2 separate regions of the Homo sapiens genome follow, and region 1 is linked to region 2. The links are chromatin loops, found by intact Hi-C in ENCODE. Cell type or tissue: ascending aorta. All regions are shown on one strand. Region 1 overlaps HDAC8 (histone deacetylase 8). Region 2 overlaps PHKA1 (phosphorylase kinase regulatory subunit alpha 1).

Region 1 (2,500 bases), 56 kb before region 2:
AGCCAAGACCGTGCAACTGCACTCCAGCCTGGGCGACAGAGCAAGACCCTGTCTCATAAGTAAATAATAAATAAATAAATAAAAACAAAAAGCTTTTGCACAGAAGAAAAACAGTAAAACAATAGGATAATATTCTAAGGAGTAGATTCACCATTCCTTTATTGCTAGGCATTCATGTTATTTTAGTTTTTAAAATTTTATAAATAACACTGATAAATACCTTCATGAAAATAGTTTGTTTCCCATATTTAAAAAAAAAATTAGGCCACATTCCCAGAAGTAAGATTACCTGATCAAAGGGCATTAATACACATTGGCTACCAAAATGCTTTCTTCCAAACCACACTCACTAGGAAACTGAGTACCATCTTTTTCAATTCTGTTAAATTTAGGCTTAAAAAGTGGTGGCTCATGCCTGTAATCCCAGCACCTTGGGAGGCCGAGGCAGGCAGATCATGAGGTCAGGAGTTCGAGACCAGCCTGACCAACACGGTGAAACCCCGTCTCTACTAAAAATAAAAAAATTAGCCGGGCATGGTGGCACGCGCCTGTAATCCCAGCTACTCAAGAGGCTGAGGCAGGAGAATCGCTTGAACCCGGGAGGCAGAGGATGCAGTGAGCCGAGATCACACCATTGCACTCCAGCCTGGATGACAGAGCCGAGATTCTGTCTCAAAAAAAAGAGGCTTACCTAATGGTTTTAATTTACATTTCTTTGATTAGTAGTGATGAACATTTTCCAATGTTTTCCAGTTGTCCTTAAACTCCTTTGTAAATTGTCTATTCGTGTTCTTTGTGCAGATTTCTTCTTATACATTATATTGTAGGAGTGGGTTAGATAATACAAGCCTATTACACTTTGTCATATTTATGATACATAGGCTTTTTCAGTCTGTGTTTAGATTTTGAAAATAGCCAAAAAACCTTTTAAAAGTTATTTTGGTTTTAAAATTTTGTACAGTCGGGTTTGATCTTTTCCTTTGTGATTTTAAAAAATTACTTTCTAAGCTTAGAAAATTCTTCCCCTTTAGAAGCTTGATAAATATCCATTCACTCTAGTGTTTAAAATTTGCTTTTTTAAATATTTAACTTTTCAATCTAGCTGTCACTCATTTTAGTTTATTACAGTAGATGAGGGTATAATGGTACAAGCTGTCACAATACCATTCATTTACTCAACAGACCTTTCAACTCCCATTCACTTGCAATGCATCCTTTGTAATAGATTAAATTCTATATAATTGGTCTCTTTGTTGGGGTGGGGGGTGTACTATAACCTATCTGTCTAATTTTTGTACCAGTGTTTTCATTACTGTAGTTTTGGATGCTTAATATCTAATAGTATTAGTCCTTCGTTACTCTTCTTTTGTAGAATATTCTTTGAAAATCATCCTTTTTTAGCTTTCAAATGCAATTATTTGCTGTCTTACTCCTAAGATATAAATTTCTTGCAGGTAGAATTGGTTTATTTCCTTAGAATAGATTGCCAAGAATATTGTTACTGGCCCAACTGGTATGAACATTTTTTCCCATTCTTAACACTTCCAAGGTTTTCAAAAGGGGTTGTATTAATTTCACTGTAATCCTTCTACCACCTGGATATTTTGAAATAAAGAATCTTTTTCAAACTTGGTAGGGGAAACAATATATCTTGCTTCAATTTCTATATCTCTGCTTACTGGTGATGATAAACATACATTTGACATGTAGTAGGTGCCTAATCAATGCTTGTTCAATGAATAAATGGCATGTATGAATCTGTACATATATTTGCAGATGGGAAGTTTAAGCAAATATTGTGATTATAATAGGTAAATGTTGGCTAGATGTAAGTTTGTGGCCTAAATGCCTGTAGTCCATCTACAGAGAGGTTCTAGTTATGCCAAGAACACCTTGGAATTCAGACCTAAACTGGGGCAATCTCTAGAGACTCTGTAATTTATATTTATCACAGGCATGTCCGTTTCCATGCAGGATCAGCTGAAAGATGTCTACAACAGTTAAGGCGATATATGTGGGTATCCCCATGTCTGTGTGCAGCCCAGAAGCAGTCGTGATTGGGTCAAGACAGAGTGTACTTCCTTTGGCAGCAAAACAGTAATAAGAAGCAGAGTACTCCACTGGAAAATGACCCAGGCCCTAGTAGGCCTTCTGCAGTTAATTTAATTGCATAATAAACTGGATGTCATTCATAGAAGCAAGCCTTTTCTATGAAGCCACACTACTTTTCTTCTCAACTTGCCAAGCCCAAGAGGACCTAGAAGTCTTTCGTTCAGAGAAGCTTAGCTTTCTCCTTTCACTCTGCACCTGGGAGGGGAGAGGGTCATTTTTTTTCTCCTAGCAGTCATTGTCTTTATTTTGAATTTAAAAAAAAGGCAGGCGGTGTGCAGTGGCTGTCATGTGTAATGCCAGCACTTTGGGAGGCCAAGGTGGGAGGATCACTTGAGGCCAGGAATTTGAGACCAGCCTGGGCAACATAGCAAGACCTCATCTCTACAAA
Region 2 (2,500 bases):
CTGCTAGTGGTTAAATTTCCCTAAGAATAAGTGAATGGATGATCCTATCTAGGGAATAAGAAAAATGTAGTTGCTGACCAACTTTGAGATATTCCTAAGATTTTTTACTTACAGTTCATTGTTGAAATACTTACCATCACTTCTAAGGAAAGATTTGTAATTTTCACCACTTTACAGATACAGAAAGAGAGATACAGAGCTCAAATAACTGTTCAAGCAAGTAAGTAGCAGAGCTGGGAATTAAGCCCAAGTTTTCTGGTTCACAATTGAGAAGTATAACAATAAATTTCATCTCTTCATATAAGCCCTTTCTCGAGGAAGCATACTCAGAGGGTATGCTGAGCTTTTCCCTATTATAAATGTTAAATGATTCCCAATGTTCATGTTTAATGTATTTGGTTAGTAATGGTCAATAAAGTTTTAGACAGCAAGAGCATGCATCTCAGTCATTCTCCTCATCTGTAAAATGTTAACATTCAGGTCTTCTAGGTGTGGCCAAGGAGCCCTTCTCTCCTTTCATATCCAGCTACTATAAAGACATTGAACACTCTTAGGAACTATGACTACTCCTGGCAATGTGTGGCAGAAGACACCCTCCACTGTGAATACAACTGAAGGAGGGTAGTGGCCATGGGGAGAAGAATGGCAAAGTTGTAAAGAATGAGTATTATATTTGACAAAACAGCTCTACATTGCTGGAACAACAAGAAAATTCCATAGAAGTAATTTTCCCAAAGGAAAAACCCTTTCTACCATTTCAAACTTTAATGTTATAGTTGAATATGCTCCATGTCTCTTGTTCTGCCTCTTCTTACCATGTTACCAGTTAAACCAGACTACATAGCACTACCTGCAGCATAACTATACACAATTCACTCATTTTACAAATATTTGAGTGTCTAATATGTTCTAGGTGCTGTCTGAGATGCGGGGGATAAAGCAGTGAAGAAAACTAAAGTTCCTGCTTACATTGTAATCAATGCCCGCCCCTATCCTGGGCTTCACGTCATCCTGTGCCTGACTCTGGTGAGTCACGGCATTACTCACTCTGTACATGCAGTTCCTTGGCCTTGGTCACCAAGGACATTAAGTCGCAGGTTGTTTGCACAGCAGCTTGGAACCGATCTAGCCCTCCCTTCTGTGAGGTAGGGGCTAGTTTAGGATGGGGAGCAGTGTGCGCCAAAAGGTGATCTAAATAACGAGCAACTTCATCACCACAGCGAGCTGCAAGGTTAGTGGGGGGAGGGGGAAGAGAAAAGAATGAAAATATTTTAGTTACTTTACAATCTACCCCAGCAAAGAGAATGATTGGCTCCTGTGCTCACAACACAGCACCAGAAGTAGGTTGTTTTTAGCTCATGGAGGAAAAGCTTGTGATCATGATATAACCTCATCACTTTAAGATCCAGTGACCATGGCCATTTACTAGGATCCACCTCCTCTTCAACTTGCTGAGACAAGGTCAGGGTTCTTGAAAGCAGTATGAGCTTGTTTTACATTGGAGCAAGCATTTAGCAATCTGTGTATTTGTGTGTGTGCATGTGATAGTAATGGTGGCAGGGATGGAGGAGGAACAGAACAGGGAGCTTCAGGTCACACTAATGTGAGGGGACTTTGGTGAGGAAGGGCCAGGAAAGGGCAAAAATCTTCTTAGTCACCTCGTTTGTTTACTCAGCAAATATTTGTTGGCTGCTATGTACCAGGCAGTGTACTAGGTGCTGACATTTCAGTGGTGAAGAGGATGGATATGGTCCCTATCTTCTTGGGCTCCCCTTCTCCCATATACCTTCTATAACATTATCTCTGAGTATGGGTAATGGAAAGAAAAACATACATATATCCTGTGGAAGCTTAATATTTCAGACTTTACATGAATATTCACAAGGTTTATAGTTAGAAAAACACACTATTCAGATCGATACCAAAGTCTGCTGTATCAGTCATGAGTCTTCTGGTTTTTGATGATATTTACTGATCTCTCCAGATGTCTTTCTGTGCTCTGATGTGACTAATGCGAACTAGTAGAGCTGTAAGAATGGAGCTCATATTCAGTGACATCCTAATGACAAAGATTGTAACCTTGAATACAATCTAGAGACTTGAGTGGAGGATTATGAAGAATATGGAGAGAAGCTCTTTACCCACAGAAGGGCTGGCAAGCAATAAATACATTCATTTTGAGAACACTGATGAGTAAACCCGGAACTAGGAAAGTGACTCAGAATGCCATAATGTCAAATTCAGTAACACGTATCATTAGAAATATATATTTTAGTAATCCAATGGAATGAGTACTACAGATAAAAATCACAACTACCCATAGAAGAGCAAACAATCTCAATATATGATCTTCTCATTTAATTTTCAAAGTATTTTATGCCAAGACATCATGACTTTTGTTATTACTGATAACAGTAAATAGCCTTGTATTTAATGTACTTTTCCAACAAAGAAATTCAACTGTTTTAGATCTTACAAAAACAAACACAGAATGAATGAA

The links. Peaks named below come from ENCODE experiments on the same cell type or tissue, not always from the same donor. Only the 100,000 strongest peaks of a DNase experiment are listed, where the experiment ranks them.
Region 1: it touches region 2 in a loop (4-fold over the local background); 5 of 110 quality-filtered maps call a loop at or near these places.

Annotation. Positions count from the first base shown.
Region 1 is chrX:72,563,487-72,565,986 of GRCh38, forward strand. All of the region lies in intron 4 of HDAC8 (histone deacetylase 8), which reads right to left. Among named protein-coding and RNA genes, the nearest start is that of HDAC8, 8.1 kb to the right of the region's middle. In ascending aorta, no CTCF peak of the experiment used is centred here; no DNase peak of the experiment used is centred here.
Region 2 is chrX:72,619,678-72,622,177 of GRCh38, forward strand. PHKA1 (phosphorylase kinase regulatory subunit alpha 1) reads right to left here. Exons shown (of 32, transcript NM_002637.4): 19 at 1,048-1,224. Among named protein-coding and RNA genes, the nearest start is that of HDAC8, 48 kb to the left of the region's middle. In ascending aorta, no CTCF peak of the experiment used is centred here; a DNase peak (open chromatin) is centred at 1,044; H3K27ac peaks cover 2,500 bases.